2 separate regions of the Homo sapiens genome follow, and region 1 is linked to region 2. Evidence: chromatin loops called from intact Hi-C (ENCODE). Cell type or tissue: Caco-2. All regions are shown on one strand. Each heading gives the region's core, and the rest is flanking DNA. Links, peaks and the distances in the headings are about the cores only. Region 1 overlaps HPSE2 (heparanase 2 (inactive)). Region 2 has its middle 10 kb from the start of HPSE2.

Evidence for each region. Peaks named below come from ENCODE experiments on the same cell type or tissue, not always from the same donor. Only the 100,000 strongest peaks of a DNase experiment are listed, where the experiment ranks them.
Region 1: it touches region 2 in a loop (24-fold over the local background); 2 of 110 quality-filtered maps call a loop at or near these places.

What each region holds. Positions count from the first base shown.
Region 1 is chr10:98,851,937-98,867,523 of GRCh38, forward strand. All of the region lies in intron 3 of HPSE2 (heparanase 2 (inactive)), which reads right to left. Among named protein-coding and RNA genes, the nearest start is that of MIR6507, 65 kb to the right of the region's middle. In Caco-2, for the core only: a CTCF peak has its summit at 6,777 (motif pointing right); no DNase peak of the experiment used is centred there.
Region 2 is chr10:99,238,062-99,253,648 of GRCh38, forward strand. It overlaps a transcript of HPSE2 not described here. Among named protein-coding and RNA genes, the nearest start is that of HPSE2, 10 kb to the left of the region's middle. In Caco-2, for the core only: CTCF peaks have their summits at 8,851 (motif pointing left) and 9,052; no DNase peak of the experiment used is centred there.

The DNA of each region.
Region 1 (15,587 bases), core at 3,798-8,797, 390 kb before region 2:
AGGAAAACCAGGAAGGGAAATTAAAAATGACTTTCAAATTTAAGATTTATCATGAATTCATGTCAGACTGTTTGCAGACAGCACTACCGGTGTCCAGCTACAGCAGTTCGCACATTCATTTACTTTAAAAAACTAATCCTCTTTACAGGAAGGTTTTGCAAACCTTGTATATTATGATGTGTGTGTGTGTGTGTGTGTGTGTGTGTGTGTGTGTGTGTGTGTGTGTGTGTATATATGTTTGGTTTTCATCCATCCTTCCCAGCTGATAACTCCCATAGCCCTTATTACAATGTTGGGGCACTTTAGGTCTCAGAAAACAGAATCTCTCTCACTCTGACCTTATCCAGTCCTCCTTTCACCTGCTACCTTTTCTGCCCAAGGCAGAAATCTTCCCCAAGCTTTTTGTGTTGGAGCTGGCCATAAAGAATTCTCTGACCTACCTTGTCTGATTATAGGTCATAAGACAGGATCTCACTATGTTGCCTATGCTTCTCTTTAACTCCTGGGCTCAAGTGGTCCTCTGGCCTCAGCCTCCCAGGTAGCCAGGGGTGCATCACTGTACCTGGCTTAAGACTCCCAATTCAAAATGAACCCTGCCCCATACTCAAGAGAAAAGAATGCTATACAGAGGCCAAGAAGAATTTGAACAGACAGGCCTTGCTGGGTTTCCCCACTCAGTCTATTAGTATTAGATCATACTCTTTTTGTCCAATTACATTTCTACATGGCTGTCCCTGCTTCAATCACGCCTATTCAATGAAGTCTCCCATATGTAACAGAAGTCTTCTTGTATTGACTGTTGTGGTGTGAGAATAGAAGGAAACTAGTTTGTTTTTTTCTACACACCTTGTAGCCCTATATTTTTTCTAAAAACAACGTATAAACTAAAGGAAGAAACTGAAAAAATAAATTGGGAAAAGTAAGATGAGCTCTTATATACACCTGCCACTAGGGGCTTGCTGACCTTCTTGAACAAGAGCTAAGAAGTCACCTATATGCATATAACCTACACTGGATCATTTATTTATTTGTTTACACAGCTTTAAGGCCCTCTTTGGGGCCTTATGTTGTCTGACTGAGCTACAAAACAAAAGTTTTAAAATGTAAATTAAACACAAATGGCAAAAGCCACATATCTGAATAGTTGCAAATGTCACAGAGACATTTTCATAAATATCTTTGTCATTAATCTTCTTTGAAAACTTCTTATGCAATAGGCAATTTATGGAAGGCTGAGCCATTCTATTTTCACAGCTAAATGAGGAGGAATAGTACAACTTCCACTAAAAATTTCCAGCATTTGTGAGGGGCTTTAAAAGAAAACACAAAGAGGAGATGTTTTCCCTCTTTTTTGCCATAAAGTCAAAGAAGGCATTGAGATAATTTGTTTCATTCCTTTCCAGAGAAGGAAAGTGCTTCAGCAAACAAAACTCCCTGAGATTTCAGTTATAATCCCAGTTCTCCCAGTCAACATTATTGCCTTTGATATTGACAGTGGACAGCAAGAAAAAGAGTTCCCTATCTTTATTTTTTTCTCATTTTCTTTTTTCTCTCCTTTTTTATCTTGTCTCCTTATCACCTCCCCTTTCTTTTCATCTCGTCCCTTTTCCGCACATATCATTAGGAAAAATGTTTTGCCATAGTGAGGTGGCATGATTTAGAATAAAATGGCCAAGAAAATGTAAAAGTTGTATCACTCCCATGAATCCCAACTGCCCACTGTACTATTGCATATATTTGAAACATACATATATGAATCCTAACTATAAAAAGGCAGTTATAAAGAGGAAATGTATGATGCTAAGCCACAAGCGATAACCCAAACCCTACTTCTTACTAACTGTGTGGCCTTTTGAGCCAGTCATGACTTTGCTCTGAGCTTCAGTTACTTATCTGTTAAATGGAACTAAGGGTCCCAACTATCTCACATATGAGATACGTGAAATTGTTTTGTAAACTGTAAAGTGTAAGACAAGTGAAAGGGAACATTATTATCTTCTTCATCGTCCTTCTGGTCTTTTTCTAAGTAGGCTGATCAGAAGTACCAAGAAAATAAGTAATACTTGTATGTCTCAATAATTTTAAAAATATTAAGAAAAGTGATCTAGAATAATACAACAAAAAAGTTGCCTCTTTTCCATTACTCTGGGAAAAGAAGATCTACAGTTAAGAATGAGAGTTTAACAGTGAAGATTTCTTAAATGGCCTCTGCTCTTTTTCTTAATTTCCTCTAGGCTACTTTACTTATATTGCATGTTTCACACGCACTTTGCATCGTAATGACTATTTTATGAGTTGATGATTCTTTTATGAGAAATGGTTTACTGTGTAATCAAGCAGAGAGAATTATCTCAAGGGTCAAGAGATTCAATTATGAATTGCTAAAAGTGCTGGTCACACAGAGAAGACTGAAATCTGTTTTGTTTTTGTTTTGTTTTTCTTTTTAATGTATCATTAGCTGTAACGTCATTAGCTGTAACAGGTCAGCATTTCTTTGCTTGTCAAGGCCAACTCATAACTTTTCAACTTCTCATTTAGGAAATCAAATGACACACTAAAGACCTAGTAGTGCAGTGATTTATAATTGAGGATAAATTTCTTTAATTGGCATTCACCAAACATGGATGTACCTACTGCTACACATAAACAGCTAGGGGGACACGGGGAAGGACAAATATGAATAATAGATAAAACTGCTGCCCTCAAGGAGTTGAAATTCTGGTAGAGAGAAAAGAAAAGGACATATAACATGTAAGTAACATATTGAGAAACATGAAAATCAGGATCCATGGGCACTAAGAGAGAGGGCACTCACTACTAGCTGATGGGCAAGAAAAACCAAGTCTCTGTACTTGTAGATTTAGTTTTATAGGAAGGTATTTTAAACCACTGAGGATTCTTATACATCATATTTACCTATAATAACCAATAAAGCTTAAAAAGGGAAAAAAATTAATCATTCAACATCTTTAAAAGTTCAAATGTTAACTCACTGGAGTTTTGACCTTTACTTAGGATACGGGAAGCTATAAAGAACTTCACTGTCACCTTAATGACAAGAAAATTTAGAAGATAATTTACAGGATCTAGATCCCGTCAGAGAAAGTTAAAAAATCTCAGGGCAACCAACTAGCATGAATTCTACAGACAGGCACCTCCAAAAAGAGAAGAAATACCTGCACTTGCAGAAAATGGGACCAGGTGATGCCAAGCACCATACAAGCTGGTAAGAACTCAGCTAAGAGGTCCAACATATTGCAAAAGGTGGAGTATGGACTAGTATGAGTGTATAGAACACCTGGGAGTCTCACACACAAAAGAGTTTTGCATTTACTCACAGGTTCTTATCCCTAAATCTCACTGGGCACGCTTTAAAATGATTGGGTGTGTGGGGATTGTGGATAGAGAGGAGGGAGACAAGGCAGAAGACCAAGGAGAGCTGCCCTTGGTGGTTCAGGCCTGGAAATGGGGGTGGGAAGGGTGGTAATAACCACTCTGGGAAAGGCACAAAGCCCAGCTCAGATCCTTTTGTCCTCTCTTAACTTTAAGGTACAAAAGCTCCATGCTCCTAGGGGACAGGAAATATACCCTATGACTCTCAGGGCACAGTTGAAAACCCATTGCAACCGTGAAAAGGAAACAGAAAATACCTACTTCTCTGTGGGTGGGGCAGGAAGCAGTCCTGGGCTCAGACCATTAAGGATTCCCAGTCAACCAGAATGAAACAAAAATGACTGACGAGAAAGCCCCACCTCTAAGACCCAGAGACACAATGCCAATCTAAGACTAAGGCTGAACCTGAACAACATAGGCTGAACCCCTGTCCCTTGCCTTTCCCAACTAAGCTAGCAAGCAATGAGTAACAAATAGTGGCAATCTACCACTGAGGAGTCAAGAGTGTGAAGGAAGACCCTCTTTTCAGGTGTAGACTCACAAGGAATGCCTGAAGCTGAGGATGTTACAGGAACATTGAGAAAAATCCTCTGGCAATGCAGCCCTTACCTAAGCACAAGGTAATGATACAGGAATTTGACACTGACATTGCAATGAGGTAACCATAGCAACAATAAAATCCAAACCCAGCTACCAATAAAATCCAAACCATAAAATGCAAACTCCTGAGGTTGACTCAAACATCATCTATACATACTAAAGGCCTAGCAGAAAGAGAGGTACACCCATCGGCAGACATAAATACCACTTAACACAGTCTCTACTGTCCTACACATAATTGTTGGGCTTTCAACCAAAAAATTTAAGACAAACAAAGAAGCAAGAAAAACAATCCCCTAACAAGAATCAAAACAATCAATAAAATAAGTCTCAGATATAATCTAGATGTGAGAACCATCAGATAGGGATTTAAAAACAATTATAATTAACATGTTAAGAGTTCCAGAGGCAAAAAGTAGGTGACTGAATAAGCGGATTCAGAAAGCTTATAGAACATTAAACCAGATTAAAACAAACAAGCAAACAAAAATACATAGACATATATTCAAACTTACATTCTGAAAACCAAGGAAATAAAAATTCCTAAAGGCAGCTAGAGGAAAAAAATGCATTACATAGAAAGAAACAAAGGTAAGAATTATAGTAGATTTATTAGGGACCATGCAAACCAGAAGATAAATGCTGGAAGAAAGAATTGTTAACCTAGAATTTCATAAGCAAAAAAAAATCTTTCAGAATATGAATAAGATGGATGGCTGTGATGGCTGTACAACAATCTGAATGTACTTAATGCCACTGGACTGTAAAATGTTTAAAATGGTAAATGTGATGTACGTTTTATCACTACAAAGATTATTTTCAAAAATATGAAAGAGAAATAGAGATTTTTTTCAACTGTTTCCTAGTCACCCCACATGTAGTCATTCATTATGTTAAGTAAAAAATCAGAAACATTGTGTTAGGAACTATTTTTGTATTATTCCCACATGAGAATCCCTGTTGTTCAAGACAGCCAATAATTAGCTGCAATCTGGCCAACACTCAGTGACCCGATGGGCAATCTAGTTTTTCCACAATATGGATAATATCTTCTTTCTCCTCTATCACTTCCTCACATTTAACTTCTCCTCAGCTGATTCTTCTCTCCAGGTCCATGTCCATCAAGTCTTAATCACAAAATGTTAGAATTAGTAGGGTCACTCAGAGGCATCATCTTTCAGGAGATAGCAGACTAAATCTGTAAAGTCAGATCCATTTTGGGGTCTTTGGGCTAATTCATCATCTTACTCTTGGATCTTCTGTCTACCTTAAGAAGATGAGCCCTTCCTATTTATTCTAGGGTCATTAACTTTACTCCACAGTCCTCTGTGGGTACCTTACTTGCACAGATAGACAGGAGTTCTTATCTGTACTTTGCAGCCAGACCTATACGTAATAAAAGAAATAAAACACCTTTATATGTCTGTATAAGCTAGATGATGGCTCACTATAATGTGAAGGCAATCCAGTCCTCCAATTGTGAGTTCGAATAGAAACAGTATGATCTTCTAGAGCTGGAAATATCTCTTTATTGGTTGAGAACATTAAACACCACAAACTTGAATCATTCCCCAGTGTAGATTAATATGAGTGCAATATTTACAACATAAAAATGAGGTTTTAAAATACAGAATGGTAAACACGTACACACCAAAAATCAAGGCATAAAATGACTTTTAAAAAAACTGTGTCATGGATCTCAATGGAGTTGTGTCTTCTAATAGAAAAATAATTATACTAATAATTAGAAGCAAAGATGAGAATTAAATGTATGTGACTTTTAATAATGAAGTACTAATAATGGAGGGACCCAAGGACTTGATTGAAGACAGTTTAATTTGGCATATTTATCCATTATCTGAAACAGGGAATACAGAGTAGAATATTTACATTTGTAAGGCATAGAGTCTTTTCTAGATTATAAAATGTCCAAGTGATAAGCATAAAACATAATGCAATCTCACAAAATATTTTGAGTAGGAAAAAATGTGAGGGCTGTATTTTTATTTGAGAAAAATATAATTTTATAAAGGAAAACCACTGGTCTTAGAGGCAAATAATAATGGCGATCAAATAATATTCATGGCTATCAATAGCTATCAAGTATCATACATTATCTCATTCAATCTTTAACAATCTTTCAAACTAGCTATTCTTCCTATCTTATAGAGAAGCTAACTGAGGCTCAGAAAGTTTAAGTAGCTTGCCCAATGCTACAACAATGCTTGTTGAATGTCTATGTGAATGAATTTGTCTTAATTATTCACATCCCAATCTTTGAAAGATGAAATTTGGTTTTCCAACTATCAAGACAAAGGATGACCCAGAAACTGTAAATTCTGCCACTCTTGACCTTGATAGTTTGAAATAGAATACGTGTTGGCAATTAGCAGCCTGTTAAACAAAAACAAAACCCCTGTGAAGCATGATTATTAAGCTTTGATTCCTTGGCAACTTTACAGATCTGTAATATGTTTAGGGAAACTAATAGAAAACCAAATTGGGCAATAGGAAATTCATTCCTATATTTGGTAGGTTGACTTCCATGGTTTTAATGCCACAATTTTCATTAATAATTCACCAGGACATTAGAGTAAAGCAGATTTGGAGAAGGAACAGTGGGCCTGTATATGAGGCTAAAAGCTAGAGATTAAAAGTTGCTGAAAAAGCCTCTGTGGAATTGTGTGAAGGGTCCCAAACTCAGTGTTACTAATAAATGGCAGTTGGTATTACAAATCATTTGTAAGGGGAATGATTTCCAAGAAATCTAAGTTCACGACGATGTGGTTGTGGATAAGACCAACCAGCAGATGGGGCTGCTAGAAGAAATAGAGGCTACATAACCCCTACCTACCTTACCAACAGGTTGTATTTTAATTCTATTTCAAAGTTAATTATTTAGAATGCAGAATACATTGCACCATGGAAACAATGTTACAAATCAGAAATCAGCACTATAGTCCACATGCTAACTCCAGCCTATCATCTGTGTTTTTTTTGTTTGTTTTTCGTTTTCATAGTCGAGACCTCACTTTATTGCCCGGGCTGGAGTGCAGTGGCACAGTCATAGCTCACTGCAGCCTCCAACTCCTGGGCTCAAGCAATCCTCCCACCTCAGCCTCCTGAGTAGCTAGGACCATAGGTGCGTTTCACTGTGCCAAGTTAATACTTTTAAATTTTGTTTTTCATAGAGAAAATTCAATTTTCTACATCCATTGATAAGGTTTTATTGAAATGCCGCCATGCTTATTTGTTTATGTATTGCCTACAGCTACTTTCACACATCACAGCAAAGTTGAGTAGTTTTGACCATATGACTCACAAAGCCTTAAATATACACACACATATACACTATCTGGCCCTTTACATTAAAAGTTTCCTGGTTGTGATGGTTAATATTATGTGTCAACTTGTCTGGGCTAAGGGATGTTCAAATAGCTGATAAAACATTATTTCTTGGTGTATCTGTGAGGGTGTTTCTGGAAGAGATTAGCATTTAAATTAGAAAAGTGAGTGCAGAAAGTCCACTTTCACATATGTGGGCAGGCATCATCTAATCCTTTGAGAGCCCAAATAGTATAAAAAGTGGAGAAGTAGAAATGCTCTCCCCTCCTTGAGGTGAGACATTCATCTTCTCCTGCCCTTGGACAATGGAGTTCCTGGTTCTCAGGCCTTTGGACTTCAGGACTTAGACCAACCCTCTTCTCCCTTTCCAGGTTCTCAGGCCTTCAGCATTAGACTGGAAGTTAATCATAGCCACCTCTGGTTTTCAGGCCTTCAGACTTGGACTGAAGTATACCACCAGCTTACATAAAGCATATTGTGGGACTTCTCAGTCTCCATAATCACATGAGTCAATTCCCATGATAAATTTCCTATATATAAACAGTAGTCTTGCCTTATCTGAGGTTTCACTTTCTGAGGTTTCAGTTGCCCTCAGTCAATTACAGTCCAAAATTACTATATACAGTAAGATATTTTGAGAGAGAGAGATCACATTCATATGCCTATGATTATAATATATTGTTATAATTGTTCTATTTTATTAATTGTTGATAATCTCTTACTGTACCTAATTTATAAATTAAACTTTATCATAGGTATATAAGTATAAGAGAAAAACATAGTGTCTTAGGGTTTGGTACTATCCACAGTTTCAGGCATCCTTTGGGGGTCTTGGAATGTATCCCTCATGGATAAGGGGGGACTACTATATATCTATATATTCCCTATTTATTCTGTTTCCCTGGAGAACTCTGACTAATACATTGATCCTTCTTATAAAATATTATTACATTCCCAGGTTGGCTGGCAAAAGCCAATATCATTTAAAATGTGGTTGTGCTGTGGTGTTAATAGAATTCCAAAGTCTATGCCTTGAATTCTTTTGAGAATTCTGGTGGCATTTCCAGCTGTGGAAGCTTTGAATATCAGAACATACTTTTCAAAGTCATACTTTCTACCTTTGCTCATGCTGTTCAGTCAGTTTGGAATACCTCTCCCCGACAAGAAAAACCATAAAAATGGCTAATATTTATGAGTTAAGAAAATTGAGCATTTTCTACATGTTTTAAGCATTTTACATGTATTACTTTACTTAATCCACACAACAGAATGAGATAATTACTATTAATATGCCCATTTACAGATGGGGAAACTGAAACGCAGACTTGCTCCAAGTCACACTTCTAGTAAGTGCTAGAGCTAGGACATAAACCCTAGAAATCTAACACAATCTCAGATATTATGCTATTAACTACTAACCACAAGGCTATAACCTCTTTTGCAACTTTTGAAAGCCCTTTCAACTTTTAAGGCCTAATTAAAATGCCAATTTTTTCATAAAGCCTTTTTCCAAGATTCCCCATGCCCACAAGTTCAAAATAATTGTATTTATGGTTTTATGAGCCCTCTATTTGTCTATAAAAGTACTCAGTTCATTTTACTCTGTGTTCTAATTTACATGTTGCACTCCCAACCTTAGGCACATACATAAACAAAATGTGAATTTTAAGCTCATTCAGGGCAAGAAACATACAATCCATTACATCATACAGAGCAGGTGCTTCACAAATGCATCTACTGCAAATAACTGAGTGAATGAATGCAAAGGCAGTTGGCTCCTGATATTAAACAAAACATTCTAATGGAGATAATTCCTCAGGTGGTAAAGATATTAACATGTTTGATAGGGAGCTTGGTTTTATTTGCTATTCAAAGTGAGTCATAACCAAGACATTCTTTTCAAATCTACATAACTACCTGAAGCAAGCCTTAAGTATAGCCAAACAGGATAATTGAAGAAATTATCTTGTTTATACAAGATCAAGCCAGAGAAACAGAAGCCCCCAACATTCATCTCTCTTTGGGGTTAAGGCAGTGATCTTCCAGTCTTTCTTATTTGCTGATATTTTATTTAACAAAATCCTATATGGAAGTCCAAATTATAATATAAAATCAATGAAATGAAATATCTTGTAATTGAAGCAGTAGAGGGTAGAGAGGCAAGGAAAGATGAAGCTCTAGAATCCTTCCACCTCCAAGGGACCCCTAGGGCACCACCATAGAACTTCTAGAACACAGCACAATTTGGCTTGAAAACTATACCGAATGCATGTTAATTCAGTAACACATTTTTGTTCATTATTACTTATTATTTTCTACATCATCAATTATCCCTAGAACAAGAAAGGGCCTTGGCAGCATTCAATACTTGCCTTTTGACATAATGTGTAATAAATTTTGATAGATATGAGGTCAAGAAAGAATCTACAGGGATGCAGGAGAGGACAGATATGAGAGGGCAGCCATACCACAGGGTCACTGGACAATCAAAAGATAATGATGCTGGGTGCTTTCAAAAGGGGATGCAGGAAAAAGGACTCTGAGGGCCACATCTCAACATTGCACCAGGCTTGTATCACCAATGGTAAAGAACGTGGCAACTGTTAGTTATTACTCCAAGATGTCTCATGATTTAAAAATCAGCTGGTGGGAGTGGATCTTTGAAATATAGGCCCTCTAGCGTTTGCAGGAATAGTGAGTTGTCCAGTAAAATATCAAGGTGAAAAATCCATGTTTGGACTGACAAAAAGTATGTGCTGTTAGTTAAATATTGGTTAACAGACACAACAAGAAATCATTCTGTTTTAATCCATAACAGTGGTACTGGCTGCGCTGAAACCAAAGCTCAGATAGATATCTCATTGTGCGGAGATAGGTTGAGCCCATCTCTGGCTCTAATGCAATCTTGAGCCTCAGGGGCACTGGAATCAGGCACACAGCATGAGAGCCTAAGAAAAAAGGCAGCTTTTCCAGAGAGAGAAATAGAGAATTAAAGAGTTTTATCCATGATCTTCAAATTGGTAAGAACTTGGGGGTCTCATATATTCCAAGTATCAGTCCTTAGAAACAGAAAAATCCCTAGTTTTGGATTCAGAAAATTTCATTTGAAGTCCTGACACTTCCACTTATTAGATTTTAACTTGATATTTAATCTCTCTGATATGTACAGTGGCACTTGTAATACTTGTCCTATCTCATGGTGTTGTTAATCTCATACTGAAATGTGGATGATGAACTCAAAATAGTCACCCTTTTAAGGCTATTATCAGATTACTAATTTAGAATCTGCAGTTCTGTTCTCTCATGCTTTTGGGAGAGTGATCATGGAAGGATATACTAGGCTTAGCAGAGAAGAATCCCTATAGAAGCTTTTGGGATAAAACATCGGAATTGTACATGAAGCCCCAAAAGAGTAGAGTAGGCAAGAGACAACTATTAAGGAGGGGCGATTAGGACTCTTGGGACCAGAGGTGAAAACAATGCTGTTGTTGCTGTTTCTTTTTGTAAAGATAGGGTCTTGCTCTGTCACCCAGGCTGGGGGACATGGTGTGATCATAGCTCACCGTAACCTTGAACTTCCGGCTCAAGCAATCCTCCTGCCTCAGCCTCCCAAGTAGCTGGGACTGTGGGCATGTACCACTGTGCCAGGCTACTTTTTAAAAAGATTTTATTAGAGATGAGGTTTTGTTATTTTCCCCAGGCTTGTCTCAAACTCATTGGCTCATGTGATCCTCTCGGCTTGGCCTCTCAAAGTGCTGGCATTATAGACGTGAGCCACTGTGCAAGGCCAACAATGTAGTTTTTAAGTGGAAAGGAAAATCCTTGATTCCCCCAGGAATGAAACATGTCAGTAGTTGAAAAGAGAAGAAAAGGGGTAAATTTTTGTTGACCATTGGTTCCCAGAAAAAATCACAGGCAATGAGACCCAAGCCTTGGAAAAAATTGGAAAAGAAAATTACAAAGCATTTAATAGAATCTAGGGAATTCCAATGTGCCAAATAACTGACATTATTTCTGAGAGGTCTTGTCAGTAATTCCAGTGCCTAGAAAACAGGAGTAGACCTGGCAAAAAAAAATAAAGTGTCTGTATGTATCTGTGTGTCTGTGTCTGTGTGTGAGAGAGAGAGTGGAATTGGGAAGCAGTTATAGATATCTTGATAGATAGATAAAAAGATAGAAAACTTGTCCTGTGAACTACCCACATGTACATGCACTGTGATTTCTTGGCTCCTCCTACCCACCCTGTCCAATGCCACTGAAGGTTAGTCAGTAGAAGAAACCTACAGGCAGCCTCTACTTCTTCTGTAGCCTCCTGTTTCAAGTTTAGAAAGGGATCGTCTCAGAGATGCTCAAGCCTACCTGCAATTAGTAAGACAGATTAGCTACCCTATGGGTTAAATATTCCTTCAATGACTGGCCTAAAACCCCTAACTGTCATTTATAAGTGTGTTTACAAACCTTATATGAAGTATAATGAGCCTTTGCTAATAGAAAAATATTTTATATTCAAGCTCTCAAATGATGGTAGTTGGATTTTTTAGAATCTATTAATTGAGAAAACACAAAATGAAGAGAGCTGCTGTGAACCCAAAAACTTTTAAGTGAATTTCATTATTATTCACCATCATCATAAATATACTCAAGAAGTTGTACATATTATAAAATATGTACTATATACGTATATGAATATATATATACACGTACTATGCAAAACAAAATTTATTCAGCCTATAGCTGATGATTTGTGTGTAAATGAATTAAAAAACGTCTTCTAATTCTGAGATTCCCAGAAACCTCTAGTCCACATGTTTGGAATCATTAATTTACATCACTAATCTTACATAGAAAATGCATTCTGGGTTCTAAGTGACCAACCCAGAACTAGGAAACTTAAGATGACTAATAAACTAATAAGCTAATAATAAGCAATGGCTAAACATTAGACTAAGGCAGAGCTTCTCAACGTTTTTAAATTATCATCTCCCCAAGGACCCCTTATAGATATTTATTTTTCTTAATTGTCCTCCATGAAATTTTAATACTACACATATACTATATATCTATTTTATACTGTTCATACTGTGACCTTTGGAGGAGAACGAACCATTGTAATACCTAAGTTTTCTCACACACACACTCCACCAAGTACCAATTTTTCACCAACTTGAAGGCTATATTGCTTCTATTGAGAATATATGGGCCAAGGAACTTTATATTCATTATCTTATATAATCCTTAAAGTGAGTATTATTCCCATTTTATTAGATGACACTGAGACTGAGAGAGGCTAAATAAAGTTATCCAGTTCATTAGTCTCATTAAGTCCACACAAGGACTGAGTGGAAACACTATACATGGTACATTTCCTAGAGCAGCTAATAGGACACTCACAAACACAAGCTGCCCTTAAAGAATGACAGTGTCAAAGCCATGCATTATGCATTGAAAGTTGCTATGTGTATGACCAGGTTTTTTTTCTTTGACATTCATTGTCTGATTAAGCCTGCAAAGTTTTGCTGGCTTGGTATAGAATAATCTTTCAGTATTATTGATCAAACATATATTATTTAACATTTTTAAATGTTTTGACATTTTCATTTTCTAAAGTCCAAGTAATTTAAAGAAATATGGCTTGCAGACCATTTCCTTCTTCAACACCTTAGAGGTTATGTGAAAGCAAGTTTTACTCTTGGGTAATTCTAGCAGGCAGCAATGATATGTAATTATGTCAAGCCATGCTTTTTGTTCAGTGTTTTTATCAATGTTGTCACAAGAGACAGATGCATAAAATGTTGGCATTAAAAAGATTCTTAAGAGATGATCTCAATTGAAACCCAATAATCATACTCCTAGTTAGGAGAGGAACTAAGACTTAAATTAAATTATAGCTGAGAACCTTTCTTCCCAACCAGAGGAATTTAATCTAGGTGCCATAGAAAAAAATAAAATCACAGATTTTTAAGTTAGAAGGTATGTTAACTGATTCCTAAGATACTTCCAAATTGGTAAGTCACTAAATGTAGTTTAAAGAAAAAAGATATGAGAGACTTATACTTCTGGCCAAGATAAAGTAACAAGGACCAGATTCAATATATGAAATAATGGTTTCCAAAACACTGAACATCAGACAACAAAGGACAGTGAACTCTGAGAGATGACAACCAAGCAACTGAGCACTGTAATTTTTTCAGTTTTCTGCATTGAGAGAGTTTACAAGTCATGACACAGAAAAGATGAAAAGGAGCTTAGTAAGCTCCTTGACTTGAGGAGATAGAGGTAAGAGTCTGGGAAGACCAAAGCACTTCATTCAGACTAACAGCAAATAAAGGGATGCATGGAGACATAACTCTAGACATCTCCAGAAAGTTCTCAAATATGTAGCAGAATACAAATAAGCACATGAGTATGAAGAAACTACCAGAGGTAGAGAATCATCTGAAAGTTATAAGGAATAATGTGTTCTACAAGACTGAAAATAGTACTTATTCCTGCCAGTAAGCCTGAAAAAAATCATAATTCATAGGGCATTAGACGGAGTACTCAGAGAGGTCTTGCCTCAGTTATGGAGAATATTAGCTCTAGACTGAACATTGCTCCAGCCCTTCCTAACAAATCATATAAGCAAGACAGGAAAGGATCAAACTGTTTCCAAATAACTTAACTCTCCATAAACATAGCTCAGAACAATACAAAAATATGTACTTCTTAACAAGGCAAAATGTACAATTATCTCTCATTCAATGAAGGATTACTTAGTATGCAAAGAGTCAAGAAAACATGACTCATGATATGAAAAATAATCAATTAATCCAAAACAACTCAGAACTGACAGATATGTTAGAATTATCAAAGAATGACATACTGTACTTCCATATGTTCTAAGAGAGACAAGAAAAATATTTTAAAATATCCAAATTGAATTTCTAGAGATGAAATCTACAATGTGTGAGACAAAAAATACACAAAGGTTTAACAGTAGATTAGACAATGCAAGAGAAAACATTAGTGAACTTGAAGGAGTGATATTAGAAACAATCCAAAATGAAATCCACTGAGAAAGAAGAATCCAAAAAAATGAAAAGAGCATCAGTCAGCTCTGGGACAACTTCAAGTGGCCTAACATAGAGATAATTGGTGTCTTAGAACAGAGAGAAGAAAGGTCAGAAAAATATATTTGAAGAAATTATGGCAGACAACTTTCCAAATTTCATGAAAACCATAAAACACAAATTCAAAGAGCTCAAAGCATCCTAAGCATAAGAAACATAAAGAAAACTATACCAAGGAACTAAATTGCTCAAAACCAATAATAAACAGAAAATATTAAATGTAGACAGAGAAGAAAAACACATTACCTACAGAGGAGCAAAGATAAGTAAGACTTCAGATTCCTCACTGGAAACAATGCAAGTGAGACAACAGGAGCAACATATTTAAAGTACTTAAAGAATAAAACAAACAACAACAAGAAAAAACCTGTCAACCTAGAATGCTATAGCCAGTAAAAATATCTTTCAAAAAATGAAGATGAAATAAAAACATTTTCAAAATGACAGAAGGACAAATAATTCATCACCAGAATACCTGAACTATAAGAAATGTTAAAGATTGTCCTTAAGGCAGAATGAAAATAATAACAAATAGAAATCTGTATCAACATGAAATAATATAGAGTACTGGAAATGGTAACTACAGATAGTCCCCGACTTACAATGGTTTGAGCAACCAGACAATAAAGGACAGTGAACACAGAGAAATGACAACCAAATAAGGTGAGCACTGTAATTTTTCAGCTTTCTGCATTAACAGAGTTTATAGGTCATGACACACAGACGATGAAGTGAAAGGACCTTAGTAATCTCCTTGATTTGAGGAGATAGAGATAACAGTCTGGGGAGACCAAAGCACTTCATTCAGACTAAAAGGGAATAAAGAAATTTTGGGGAGAAAATACTTGCAAACTACCCATCTGACAAGGGATTATACCAGAATATATAAGGAACTCAAACAACTCTATAGGAAAAAAAAAAAAATCTAATAATCCAATTAAAAATGGGCAAAAGATTTGAATAGACATTTCTGAAAAGAAGTCATACAAATGGCAAAAAGCATATGAAAAAGTGCTCAACAACATTGATCATCAGAGAAATGGAAATCAAAACCACAATGAGATATCATCTCATTCCAGTCAAAATGGCTTTTATACAAAAATCAGGCAATAACAAATGCTGACGAGCATGTAGAGAAAA
Region 2 (15,587 bases), core at 6,758-11,757:
GGCCATCTCCTTCAAAAAATACTTAACGTGTAAAGCCATTAGTTCATTTGCTATACTAAGAATTTTTAAAATTATATATTTTTAACAATGAGCCAGATTTTCCAAGGGCCTAAAATACCCTTGGCTTACAAGTGAATGCACTTTTAGAAGCCATGTTAATTGGGACCAATGGAAGACAATTTGAATACGTATATCCACTAGATGTCTATAATTAATACCTTTCAAAAATACCTATTCTTGTGACCAAGAATGAACTTGAGTATAATGAGAATGCACATAATTATGAATTTTCACCATTTTTGCTTACTGACCTAACTACTCTATAATGGTTTATTGGCCTAACTAAGTAGTATTTAATGTTTTCATCAGAATCTGTATGTGGTATTAAAATCAAAACCAACAAAACAAAGTGCTTGTTTTCTTAATTCCTGATGAAAACCATTTCTCTAGTCTAGCCATTGAAATTCTAAGTCATTCTATAGAGGACATCAGGGGAAAGAAATAACTGATATTTAAGAGGTTAGCCCTCGTTGGTCTCTAAGATGATTTGATTGTTTGGTGCTTTGGTTTAGTTTGGGTTTAGATCTCCAGAGATACTCTGCAAATAGCTGCCACACATATACCATATCATGGTTTTTGTCTTGCCTCTTATCTATTAATATGCTGTAAGTAGTTCATTAGTAATCAGTATATTAGATTGATGTTTCTATCCTATCTTCTGTGTGCTAGGTGACAGCAATCTGCATCTCTGTTTTGTCTTAGATTGTAACTTCCTAGAAGACAAGTATTGGGCCTCTGTATAAAATATGAACTGTCAGGCCAGGCACAGTGGCTCACATCTGTAATCCCAGCACTTTGGGAGCCAAGGCAGGCGGATCACCTGAGGTAAGGAGTTCGAGACCAACCTGGCAACATGGTGAAACCCCGTCTCTACTAAAAATATAAAAATTAGCTGGGCATGGTGGTGGGCACTTGTAATCCCAGCTACTCAGGAAGCTGAGACAGAAGAATTGCTTGAACCTGGGAGGAGGAGGTTGCAGTGAGCCAAGATGGAGCCATTGCACTCCAGCCTGGGTGACAAGAGCAAGACTCTGTCTCAAAAAAATAAAAAGTAAAATTAAAATTAAAAAATAAAATATGAACTCTCAGGAACTAGATGCACTGATGTCTCCTTGGAAACGCTCTGCTTAGTGTCTACTGAATGGTCTTCATAGATAAATTGCTTTGATATCTAAGAGCCCAGGTTCCCAGAACTGTAAGAAAACGTGAAGATTAACTGATTCAGTGATTTCTAGACTTTGTTTTTTCAAAATAAATATTAGTTAATGGGGAGGAGTGGACATAATGTTTGTCAAGGTTTTTTTTTTTTTTTTTTTTTTTTTTTTTGAGACAGAGTCTCGCTCTGTCGCCCAGGTTGGAGTGCAGTGGCACGATCTCGGCTCACTGCAACCTCCACCTCCGGGGTTCAAGCAATTCTCCTGCCTCAGCCTCCCAAGTAGCTGGGACTACAGGCGCACATCGCCACGCGCAGCTAATTTTTTGTATTTTAGTAGAGACGGGGCTTCACCGTGTTGCCTAGGCTGGTCTCAAACTCTTGAGCTCAGGCAATCCACCCACCTCAGTCTCCCAAAGTGATGGAATTACAGGCATGAGCCACCACGCCCAGCCCCGTTTGTCAACTTTTTATATTATCTAGTAAGGACCTTAATAAAAACTGTCAACTACTTATCTCTATTACTTTCCAAAAGAAAGGAAAATTTTAACATCTGAACAAAAGCTAAAATGACATGTCAAAATAAAGAGCAGTTGTTTAAACTGAGTAAATTTAGCTTTATGAAAAATCCCGGCCAGGTGCAGTGGCTCACGCCTGTAATTCCAGCACTTTGAGAGGTCGAGGTGGGTGGATCACCTGAGGTCAGGAGTTCGAGACCAGCCTGACCAACATAGTGAAACCCAGTCTCTACTAAAAATACAAAACTTAGCTGGGCATGGTGGTGGGTGCCTGTAATCCCAACTACTCAGAAGGCTGAGGCAGGAAAATCACTTGAACTCAGGAGGTGGAGGTTACAGTGAGCCGAGATCATGCCATTGCACTCCAGTCTGGGCGACAAGAGCAAAACTCCATCTCAAAAAAAGAAAAGAAAAGGAAAAAAAGAAAAGAAAAATCCCTATATTATTATCATTTCATCTCAGACAAGTGGAAATATATACCAGTAACCAACATGGGTACTAGGACTGGTGAATGGGACTACTGGGATATTATTCTGTGTTTATGTCCAAATTCTACTTTGTAGCATATAGTATTGCAAGATGTACAGCTAATGGTCATCTTGAGTACAATGATTTTCTTTTTTTTTTTTTTTTTTCGAGACAGAGTCTCACTCTGTCACCCAGGCTGGAGTGCAGTGGTGCGATCTCAGCTCACTGCAAGCTCTGCCTCCCAGGTTCACGCCATTCTCCTGCCTCAGCCTCCCAAGTAGCTGGGACTACAGGCACCTGCCACCATGCCCGGCTAATTTTTTTGTATTTTTTAGTGGAGACAGGGTTTCACCGTGTTAGCCAGGATGGTCTTGACCTCCTGACCTCGCGATCTGCCCGCCTCGGCTTCCAAAAGTGCTGAGATTACAGGCGTGAGCCACCACGCCCAGCCTACAATGATTTCTTTTGACTTTTCCTATGCCTTTTTCTCACTTTCAGCCTGTCACAAACTCATTAATTCTATATGCCGCCTGCCCTTTCCTTCTACTAAACATTCAAAGCTTAGTTTTCACTATTCCCATTTTCCCCTTCTGTAAGAATTATGCCTAGCTGTCTAATAGAAATTTTAAAAAATGCTTTACACTGTAACTAGGACTGGGAAGCATGAAGATATAACAGCCAGTCCACTGTGTCCTCACTTACTGCCTGTATACCCAACTATGATGACTAATATTTATTGAGATCTCATGGTTCAAGCATGGTGCTCTCAAAAAAACCCTAAGAAGAGTTTTGTATAAACTTCTTCTTATACCTAGTTTACATATGAAAAAATTGAGACTTAGATATTAACTTTCTCATGGTACACAGATTAATAAGTACCAACACAGAATTAAACCAAGGGCCATCTGACTCTAAAGCCTAGGTTTGTGTTCTTAGTCAACACAAGTGGCTAAAGTATTGTATAACCCTCCAGAACCTATCAATGTATAGTGGGAAAACAAAAACAACAACAAAAAAAACCTTAGAGCAGGAGTTGGAGGCTCTAGGTTTAAGTCCTGACTTTACCAGATCTAGTCTTGTAAACTTGGATAAAATTTTTAATGGTTCTAAGCCTCAGCTGCCTTATCTGTCAAACTGATATAATATCCAAGAGTAAAGCAATAATTAGTAAGTTTATGTACGGGGAAAGTACTTTATAAATTCTAAAATATACAATCAATCAGGCACAGTGGCTCATGCTAATCCCAGCACTTTGGAAGGCTAAGACGGGAGGATTGCTCGAGCCCAGGAGTTTGAGACCAACCTGAGCAACACAGTGAGACTCTGTCTCTACAAAATGTTTAAAACATTATCCGGGTATGGTGGCACATGCCTGTAGTCCAACCTACTCAGGAGATTGAGGTGGGAAGAATCACTAAAGCCCGGGAGTTCAAGGCTACAGTGAGCTATGAGATCATGCCACTGCACTCTAGCCTGGGTAACAGAACGAGACCTTATCTCAAAAAAATAAAAAAAATTATACAATTGTGCTATCGCTTTCTTATTCATTCTTATTTCCTGTCTCCCACACGTGCCACAAATACATCCCCTTAACTAATGACTATGGTAAGAATTAAGTTATACATGAATGACTTAGTGGTAAACCTGAAACAAAAGGTGAACTCTATCTAATATAATATGGTGTTAATAAACGTGGTCAAACAAGTCTATACCACATATTTTAATCATGTAGGCTCTTCTGCCTGTGATTAGCATCTTTTAAGGAAGAAATTAGAGTAGGTTTTATATGTCTTTGATTTTCTACTAGGAAAGGGAAAACAGGAATAGGCAAAGGACAGTACAAGAGAACCCTGGTTACAAAGTATGTTATTTTGCCATCAAGGACTGTCTCTGTCCTGCCAGGAGAAGCAAGGGATGACAACACTTTCTCCATATGGAATGCTGAAGGAGAAAATAATTGGCAGCTCTACTGACTACACTTTGGGGATGTTTGTTATTGAAAATACCTGAGAATTTTTATGTGTAATATCCCTGGGAAAAAAATCAGATTGCCTTTCATGTGTTCAATGGCTTCATAATTTATAACTGTGATTGCTCCACCTCATCATATTAAGAAAACTCTGGTCTTTGTCCTTACTACTGCCATCAAGCAGTACATTTATTTGGGGAAGATCATAACCATAATAAATGTGATTGACTCTAATAAGTTCAGTTTGAAACCCCTTAGCATGTTTGGAGGTAGGGATGACAGTTACTTGAGGGACTGCTAGAGATAGAAAACTAACAGAAAAGCAGATTAAAATTACTCATGTCTTAGTTACACCCAGTGAAGAACCTATCTTTTACCATCCCTGCCAATTTTGCCATTTATACATTCAGGTAAGTCCTGAAAAGCATCATATTATATTGAAAAAAGTGTGGACTTTGGAGTCTGATAGACTGATTAAAATCTAATTCCCAATTTAATATCTGCTAATGTGACCTTTGTTGAACAAGTTATTTATCCTTGCTGAGTCCCAATTTCCCCATCTATAAAACAGGCATAAGATTACTTCCCTCCAAATGTGTTGTGAGAATTAAATGAGATAATATCTTTAGTACCTGGCATATAGTTGCTACTCATTGTCCTTCTCCTGGTTGGGTTTCACTGTGGAAATGAGTGTAATTTGCACAGATGGGTTACAAGGAAATTATATACCTACAACCTAAGGTTTTGAAATATAATTTACATATATACTATTTAATTTTATGCTCATAGCATAAAAAAGCACAGACTTTATCTTCATAATTTGGGTAAAAAATTAGAGTTAAGTCCGGGCACAGTGGCTCACGCCTATAATCCCAGCACTTTAGGAGGCTGAGGCAGGCGGATCACGAGGTCAGGGAATTGAGACCATCCTGGCTAACTCCATGAAACCCTGTCTCTACTAAAAATAAAAAAAATTAGCTGGGTGTGGTGGCACATGCCTATAGTCCCAGCTACTCGGGAGGCTGAGGCAGGAGAATTGCTTGAACCCAGGAGGCGGAGGTTGCAGTGAGCTGAGATTGCACCACTGCACTCCAGCCTCAGTGACAGAGCAAGACTCTGTCTCAAAAAAAAAAAAAATTATAGAGTTAAAATTTTCAAGTTGTTTCTTGAAGAATTTGAAACTAATGCCAGCTCTACTGACTACACTTCGAGTATGTTTCTTATTGAAAATACCAAGAACTTTTAATATCCTAGGGGTAAAAAATCAGATTGCCTTTCACATGTTCTATAGCTTCATTAACTATGTATGTATGTATAAGTTGTTTTTATATGTACTGTTTTCTTACACAGTTATTACATATTAATCAATCTTAAAGATAATTTCTGAGAAAGCAATGTATATAAATCATGTATATTTATCTCAATACATTTAAAATATTAATCTCCCTGTAATCCCAGCATTTTGGGAGGTTGAGGCAGGCAGATCACCTGAGGCTGGGAGTTTGAGACCAGCCTGGCCAACAAGGCAAAACCCCATCTCTACTAAAAGTACAAAACTTAGCTGGGCATGGTGGCAAGCACCTGTAATCCCAGCTACTCAGGAGGCTGACGCAGGAGAATTGCTTGAACCTGGGAGGTGGAGGTTGCAGTGAGTAGAGATTGCCCCACTGCACTCCAGCTTGGGCAACAGAGAGAGACTCAGTCTCGAAAATAAAATAAAATATTAATCTCAAACATTGAGATTAATGGACCTGTAATAAAACATTTGCCTGTAATACAATTGTGTTTGTCAACTCCAAAAAACTGACTAGCTACGACTGTATTTTCTCTTTTTCTGAGACAGAGTCTCGCTCTGTCACCCAGGCGGGACTGCAGTGGTGCTATCTCGGCTCATTTTCCTGCCTCAGCCTCCAGAGTAGCTGGGACTACAAGCGCCCGCCACCGTGCCCGGCTAATTTTTTGTATTTTTAGTAGAGAGAGGGTTTCACCATGTTAGCCAGGATGGTCTCAATCTCCTGACCTCGTGATCCGCCCACCTCAGCCTCCCAAAGTACTGGGATTACAAGCGTGAGCCACCACGCCCGGCCTACAACGGTATTTTCTTTTGTTCTCTAGGCTAATGGCATACTTTGACCTTTTTATTTTTATTTCTTTTATTATTATTATTATTATTATTATTATTATTATTATTATTTGAGACACGGTCTCACTCTGTCACCCAGGCTGGAGCGCAATGGTGTGATCATGGCTCACTGCAGTCTCTACTTCCTAAACTCAAGCAACCCTCTCACTTCAGCAGCCTTGTGTAGCTGAGACCACAGGTGTGAACTATGCCTGGATTTTTTTTTTTTTTTTTTTTTTTGTAGAGGCAGGGTCTCACCATGTTGCCCAGGCTGGTCTCAAACTCTTGGGCTAGAGCAATCCTCCCACCTTAGCCTCCCAAATGCTGTGACTACAGGCATGAGACTTTGACCTTTTTAAATACTCTAATATGTTTAGTTCATTATAAGGAGAGTTAAGCAAATGTTTATAACAGAAGGCTTACCACTGATTCATTCCACTACTCAATAATCAAAATCAGCTGACAGACTTTAGTAGTACATACTTACTCAATAGAATATTTTACTTCTGCTTGAATTAACATCTAGACCCCTAATTCTTTGGAGTAGTTTTGTCCCCACATAAGCAGATCCAAGAACTTCCTTAATTCAATACTAGTTATATTAAACCTTATCAGCCCTGTCACCAAATTTTCTAATACTTCTAGTCCTTTTCATTATCTAGAGATATTGACATGCTGATGACTCTTGGGAAGTATATTTAATTTTGATCAGACACTTAAATTTTAAATTCTTCTTTTGATTTTCTGAAGCCTGGACCACACAATAAAATAGTATTTCCTGTGCTGAAATACTTAAAAATAGTCTTTTCCCCTTTCAAGTAGAAATGAAAATAACGTGCAAGCCTAGGTCAGGGATTCTCACCCCTGGCTGCACATTAAAATCATCTGAGGAGCTTTTTAATAATTTATTTGGAGTAGGGCCTGAGAATATTCCAGATCCCTCACTACACAATTCTATTTGGTTTCTAATTTCAGAGAGCAAATTTAGATGACAAAGGATACCACATTATTTAATCTATTTGATTCCTAGGTTTCAGGTAATGAGGAGAAATAGGTCAGATTCTAAGGGATATCTCAAAAAAATTATTGGAATCTATTCTACACCTAATTTAGAAAGTGAAAGTTCAGATAGAGAGGGACCATCCCCTAAGGGGGAAAATTATGCAAGTAAATACCATACATCCTACTAGCTTTAACAGATTCTCAAACTGATCATTCTTTCATTCAATAAATATTTTCACTTTATACCATCTGATTAGGAAATTTGAAATACTGAATAACGCTAATTGTGAATGTAGAAAAATGGGAAACTTCTTGCATGCTGATGGAAGTATAAAGTAATTGGGCCACTCTGGAGACTGATCTGGCAATACTTAGTGAAATTAAATATGTATATTCCCTAAGAGCCAGTAATCCCACTGCTGGGCATAAACTCCAGTAGTAAAATTTGCAAAAAGGCCATTAAAACATTTGAATGAAGATGGTCAGTAAAGCGCTGAGTTTAATAGTGAGGAATTGGAGACACCTAGATGTCCATCATAAAGGAAATAGATAGGTAAAATGAGGACAACTGTTAGAAGCAATGAACTAAATGTACACACATACATATGTACATAAAATAGGTTTTAAATACAATGATAGGTGAGAAACACGCAAAACCAGAATGATACCTATAGCAAAATGTTAGTGCAAATTAAACACATATGTTAAACAATATATTTTACAAGGATACAAAAACATCAAAGGACATACATCAAATGCATTAGAGTTGATGCCTATAAGATAGTTGTTGAAAGAAAAAGAAAATAAAACAAAAAGACTTTTCATGGACCAATGTTCGTAAACAGTCTCTTACATTCAAGGCAATACTTAACCAATTATGGGGGGGAAAATACAAGAAATATTTATTGAGGTCTGACAATGGACCGGGTATTGTGTCCTCCTGCCACCTTGAGATCCAAAGAGGAATAAGAATATCCTTGCCCTTGGAAACCTCACAGTGTACCTGGAAGAATGAACAGGCTAACAAATCCATTTGATAAGTGCTATAATAAAAATGTGGTGAAAGGTGCTGTGGAGCACAATAAGGGATTATGACTTAAAATCAATTTGTGGCCGTGCGTGATGGCTCATGCCCGTAATCCCAGCACTTTGGGAGGCCAAGGCAAGCGGGTCACCTGAGGTCAGGAGATCGAGACCATCCTGGCCAACATGGTGAAACCCCGTCTCTACTAAAATACAAAAAATTAGCCAGGTGTGGTGGAGCGTACCTTTAGTCCCAACTACTCAGGAGGCTGAGGCAGGGGGATTGCTCAAACCAGGGAGGCAGAGGTTGCAGTGAGCCGAGATCACACCACTGCACTCCAGCCTGGCAACAGAGCAAGACTCCATCTCAAAAAAAAAAAAATCAATTTGTATATATAGAAGCCTATTACTTGATACATATGTAATTTTGCATCACAATAATTACTAAAATATTTCATACTGTTTTTCTTTTTATGTGTCCAGTTTTGCCTAGCTTCTACTTTAGTAATAGCTAAGGGTTGCCTGCTGTAGAAATGCTAGAGTGCCATCTGCTGGTGGAAATGTTTGAAATTCCCCCAACTACCTCACAATCTGTTCTCAAAAACAAAAATAATCATACCCATAATCGTATATTTGGGCTTGAAGAAATCTTAGAAATCATATAGTTCAGGACCCTAGTTTTAGAGAGTAGGAAGTATCTTTCTTACAAGATTTCATGTCATTTAAGAAAATCAAGAACACACAAGCATACACACATACCCTTCCATCGCCACTGTAAATGTCACAGAATGCTATACAGTTAAGACTCACAAAGATAAACTATCTTAATTTCCCCAATTAGATAAACATATAATCTCCTTTAAAGACTTCCATAAGACATTTTTAAACCTTTTGGTAAAGATCACTTCCCAGGAAAACAATCTTAGTAAGGCAGTTTACTGCAACATGAAAAGAATTAGTTCTGCTGTCAAACCTAAGTTCATTCCAGCTTTACTATGTATTTTTAAAAGTAAGGAAGTTCTGAACATGGAAATGAAAACATGATACCCGCTACCGCAAAAACACACTTAAGTATATAACCCATAGATCCTATAAAGCAACCACACAATAGAAACTACAAAGCAACTAGCTAACAATGTCATGATAGGATCAACACCTCACATATCAATATTAACCTTGAATATAAATGGTCTAAATGCCCCACTTAAAAGACACAGAGTGGTGATTTGATTTTTTTAAAAAATGAGACCAATCCATCTGCTTTCTTCAAGACACACATCTCACACATAATGACACCCATAGGCTTAAAGTAAAGAGTTGGTGATATGGTTTGGATTTGTGTCCCCACCCAAATCTCATGTGGAATTCTAATCCCCAATGTTGGAGGAAGAGCCTGGTGAGAGGTGATTGGACCATGGGGGTGGATTTCCCCTTTTCTGTTCTCATGACACTCAGTGAGTTCTCATGAGATTGGGTTGTTTAAGTGTGTAGCACCTACCCCTTCTCTCTCTATCCCAGGCTCCAGCCATGTAAGACATGCCTACTTCCACTTCTGCCATGATTGTAAGTTTCCTAAGGTTTCTCAGCCATACTTACTGTACAGCCTGTAGAACCATGAGCCAACTAAACCTCTTTTATTTATAAATTACCCAGTTTGGGGTATTTCTTTATAGCAGTGTGAAAATGACTAATACAGAAAATTGGTACCAGGAGCAGGGTACTGCTATAAAGATATCTGAAAATGTGGAAGTGACTTTGGAACTGGATAATGGGCAGAGGTTGGAACAGTTTGAAGGGCTCAGAAGCAGACAGGAAGATGAGGGAAAGTTTGAAACCTCCTAGAGCCTTGTTAAAATGTTGTGACCAAAATGCTGATAGTGATATGGACAATGAAGTCCAGGCTGAGATGGTCTCAGATGGAGAGGAGGAACTTATTGGGAACTAGAGAAAAGGCCACTTTTCTATGCTTTAGCAAAGAGGTTGGAGGCATTGGGCAACTGCCCTAGGGATCTGTGGAACTTTAAACTTGAAAGTGATGATTTAGGGTATCCAGTGGAAGAAGTTTCTAAGCAGCAAAGCATTCAAGATGTAGCCTGGCTGTTTCTAGTAGCCTATGCACACTCATGAGCAAAAAAATGATGTAAAACTGGAACTTATATTTAAAAGGGAGGTGTAAAAGTTTGGAAATTTTGCAGCCTGGCCATGTGGTACAAAAGAAAAACCATTTTCAGGGGAAGAATTCAAACCAGCTACAGAAATTTGCCTAAGTAAAAAGGACTAAATGTTAATAGCAAAGACAATGGGGAAAATGCCTCAAAGGCATTTCAGAGACCTTTGTGGCAGCCCCTCCCCTCACAGGCCCCAAGGCCTAGGAGGGAAGAATGGTTTTGTGGGCCAGACCCAGGACCCCAATGCCCTGTGCAACCTCAGGACGCTGCTCCCTGCATCCCAGCCCTCCAGCTCAAGCCATGGCTAAAAGAGCCCCAGATAGGTCTCAGACTCCTATTCCAGAGGGTGCAAACCATAAGCCTTGGCAGTTTTCATGTGGTGTTAAGCCTCCGGATGCTCAGAGGGCAAGAGCTGAGGCTTGGAAACCTTGAGCTAGATTTCAGAGGATGTATGGAAATGCCTGGATGTCCAGGCAGAAGTCTGCTGCAGGGGTGAAGCCCTCATGGAGAACCTCTACCAGGATAGTGTGGAGGGGAAATGTGGGGTTGGATCCCACACACAGAGTCCCCACTAGGGCACTTCCTAGTGGAACTGTGAAAAGAGGGCCACTGTTCTTCAGACCCCAGAATGGTAGATGCGCCAACAGCTTGTACAGTGTGCCTGGGAAAGCTGCAGGCACTCAACACCAGCCCTTGAGACCAGCCATGGGAGCTGAGCCCTGCAGAGCTAAAGCAGTGGAGCTCCTCAAGGCCTTGGGAGCCCAACCCTTGCATCAGTGTGCCCTGAATATGAGACATGGAGTCAAAGGAGATTATTTTGGAGCTTTAAGATTTAATGACTGCCCTTCTGTGTTTTGGATTTGCATAGGGCCTGCAGCCCCTCTCTTTGGCTGATTTCTCCCTTTTGGAATGGGTGTATTTACCCAGTGTCTGCACCTCCATTGTATACTGGAAGTAACTAACTTGTTTTTGATTTTACAGGCTCATAGGCAGAAGAGACTTGCCTTGTCTCAGATGAGACTTTGGACTGTGGACTTTTGAATTAATGCTGAAATGAGTTAAGACTTGGGAGACTGTTAAGAAGGGATGACTATATTTTGCAATGTGAGAAGGACATGAAATTTGGGAGGGATTGTGGGCAGAATGATATGATTTGGATTTGTGTCCCTGCCCAAATCTCAATTTGAATTGTAATCCCCAATTTTGGATGAAAGGCCTGGTGAGAGATGATTGGATCATGGGGGTGGATTTGCCCCTTGCTGTTCTTGTGATAGTGGGTGAGTTCTCATGAAATCTGGTTGTTTAAAAGTGTGTAGTGGCCAGGTGTGGTGACTCATGCCTGTAATCCTAGCATTTTGGGAAGCTGAGGCAGGCAGATCATGAGGTCAGGAGTTCGAGACTAGCCTGGCCAACATGGTGAAACCCTGTCTCTACTAAAAAATACAAAAATTAGCCAGGCATGGTGGCGGGTGCCTGTAATCCCAGCTACTCAGGAGGCTGAGGCAGGAGAATCACTTGAAACCGGAAGGTGGAGGTCACAGTGAGCTGAGATCATGCCACTGCACTCTAGCCTGGGCAAAAGAGCAAAACTCCATCTCAAAAAAAAAAAAAAAAAGTGGGTAGCACCTCCCCTTTTATTTCTCTTCCTCCTGCTCCAGCCATGTAAGATGTGCCTGCTTCCCCTTCTGCCATAATTGAAAATTTCCTGAGGCCTCCCCAACCATGCTTCCTGTACAGTCTATGGAACTGTGAGCCAGCTAAACCTCTTTTCTTTATAAATTACCCAGTTTCAGATATTTCTTAATAGCAACAAAAGAATAGACTAATAAATAGACCTACAAAAAGATTTAGCAGCACAATAATAGTGAGGGACTTCAACACCACCCTGTCACTATTAGATCATTGAGGCACAAATATAACAAAGAATCTGGACTTAAACATGACACTTGACCAATTATACCTAGTAGACATCTACAAAATACTCTGCTCATCAACCACAGAATATACATTCTTCTCATCTGCACACATAACATACTGCAAGGTCGACCACGTGCTAGGCCATAAAGCAAGTCTCAATAAATTCAAAAAACTCAAAATCCTACCAACCATACTCCTGGACCACAGTGGAATAAAAATAGAAATCAATACCAAGAAGATCTCTCAAAACCACACAATTACACAAAAATTAAACAATTTTCTCCTAAATGACTTTTGGGTGAACAACAAAATTAAGACAGAATTTAAAAAATTCTTTGAAGTAAAAAATGAAAACAAAGACACAACATAGCAAAATCCCTGAGTTGTATCAAAAGCAATATTAAGAGAAAAGTTTATAGCACTAAATAGCTACCACAAAAAAATTAGAAAGATCTTAAATTAACAATTTGACATTCCACCTAAAGGAACTAGAAAAACAAGAACTCCAAAGCTAGCAGAAGAAAAGAAATAACTAAAATCAGAGCAGAATTGAGCTAAATTGAGACACAAAAATCCAGACAAAGAATCAACAGAAACAAAAGTTTGTTCTTTGAAAGGATCAAGATCAATAGACTGCTAGCTAGATTAACAAAGAAAAAATAGAGAATATCCAAATAAGCAAAATCAGAAATGACAGAAGTGACAACCAATCTCACAGAAATACAAAAGATCCTCAGAGACTATTATGAATGCTTCTATGCCACAAACTACAAAACCTAGAGGAAATGAATAAATTCCTGGAATCATACAATCTCTCAAAATTGAATCAGCAAGAAATTGAAACCCTGAACAGACCAATATCAAGTTCAGAAATGTAATTAGTAATAAAGCACCTACCAAAAAACAAAGAAGTCCCAGACCAGAAAGATTAACAGCCGAATTCTACCAGACATACAAAGAACAGCTGGTACCAATTCTAGTGAAACTATTCCAAAAAATCGAGGAGGAGGGACTCCTCCCTAATTCTATGGAGCCAGCATCACCTGATACCAAAACTTGGCAAAGACACAACCGAAAAAGACTACAGGACAATATCCCTAATGAACATAGATGCAAAAATCCTCAACAAAATACTAGCAAACCGAATCCAGCAGCTAATTCAATAAGCTAATTCACCATGATCACATAGGCTTATAGGCTTGATTTCTAGGATGAAAGTTTGGTTCAACATAAGCAAATCAATATATGTGATTCACCACACAAGCAGAATTAAAAACAATTGGCTAGGCATGGTGGTTCACATCTGTAATTCCAGCACTTTAAGCAGCCAAGGCAGGAGGATCACATGAGACGAAGAGTTTGAGACCAGCCTGGGAAACATAGTGAGATACTCTCTCTACCAAAAAAAAAAAAAAAAAAAAAAAAAAATTAGCTAGGTATGGTGGCACGTGCCTGTAGTCGCAGCTACTCAGTGGGCTGAGGTAGGAGAACTGCTTAAGCCCAGTAGGCCAAGGCTGCAGTTGGCCATGATCATACCACTCCAGCCTGGGAAACAGAGTGAGACTTTGTCTTGAAACACATACATACATACATACAAACAAAAAACATATGATCATCTCAATAGATGCAGAAAAAGCTTTTGATAAAATCTTACATCCCCTCATGATAGAAACCCCCAAGAAACTAGACATCAAAGGAACATACCTCAAAATAATGAGAGCTATCTGTGATAAACCCACAGCCAACATCATACTGAATGGGCAAAACTGGAAACATTCCCCTTGAGAACTGGAACAAGATAAGGATGCCTATTCTCAGCACTCATTCTTCATAGTACTAGAAAGAAGTGTTACCCAGAGCAATCATCCAAGAGAAAGAAATAAAAGTCATCCAAATAGGGGAAAAAAAAGAAGTCAAACTATCTCTCTTTATGGATGATATGATTCTATTCATAGAAAACCCTAAAGACTCCACCAAAAGGCTCCTAGAATGGATAAATGACTTTGGCAATGTTTCAGGATACAAAATCAATGTACAAAAATCAGTAGTATTTTTATACACCAATAATGTTCAATCTAAGAGCCAAATCAAGAACACAATCCCTTTACAATAGCCACAAAAAAATGAAATACCGGCCAGGCGCAGTGGCTCACGCCTGTAATCCCAGCACTTTGGGAGGCTGAGGTGGGTAGATCATGAAGTCAGGAGATCGAGACCATCCTGGCTAACACGGTGAAACCCCATCTCTACTAAAAAATACAAAAAATTAGCTGGGCGTGGTGGCGGGCGCCTGTAGTCCCAGCTACTCGAGAGGCTGAGGCAGGAGAATGGCATGAACCTGGGAGGCAGAGCTTGCAGTGAGCCAAGATAGCACCACTGTACTCCAGCCTGGGCGACAGAGCGAGACTCCGTCTCAAAAAAAAAAAAAAAAAAAATGAAATACCTAGAAACATATCTGACCAAGGAGGTGAAAGATCTCTACAAGGAGAACTACAAAACACTGCTAAAAGCAATCACAGATGACACAAACAAATAGAAAAACATTCCATGTTCATGGATTGGAAGAATCAATATTATAAAAATGGCCATATTGCCCAAAGCAATCTATAAATTCAATGCTATTCCTATCAAACTACCAATGTCATTTTTCACAGAACTAGAAAAAAACTATACTAAAATTCATATGGAACCTAAAAACACCTGAAAAGCCAAGGCAATCCTAAGGAAAAAGAACAAAGCCAGTGGTATCACATTAACTAACTTCAAACCATACTAATAAGGCTATGGCAACCAAAACTGTACCACTCATAGTACTGGTATAAAAACACAGACCAATGGAACAGAATAGAGAACCCAGAAACAAAGCTGCACACCTACAGCCATCTGATCTTTGACAAAGTTAACAACAACAAAAAAAGCAATGGGGAAAGGATTCCTTATTCAATAAATGGTGCTGGCATAGCTGGCTAGTCATAAGCAGAAGAATGAAACTGGACCCCTACCTTTCACCATATGAAAAAATTAATTCAATTTATAAGAATCCTAGAAGAAAACCTAGGAAACACCATTCTGGACATCAACCTTTGGAAATAATTTATACTTAAGCCCTGAAAAGCAACTACAACAAAAACAAAAATTGACAAGTGGGATCTAAGTAAATTAAATGGCTTCTGCACAGCAAAAGAAA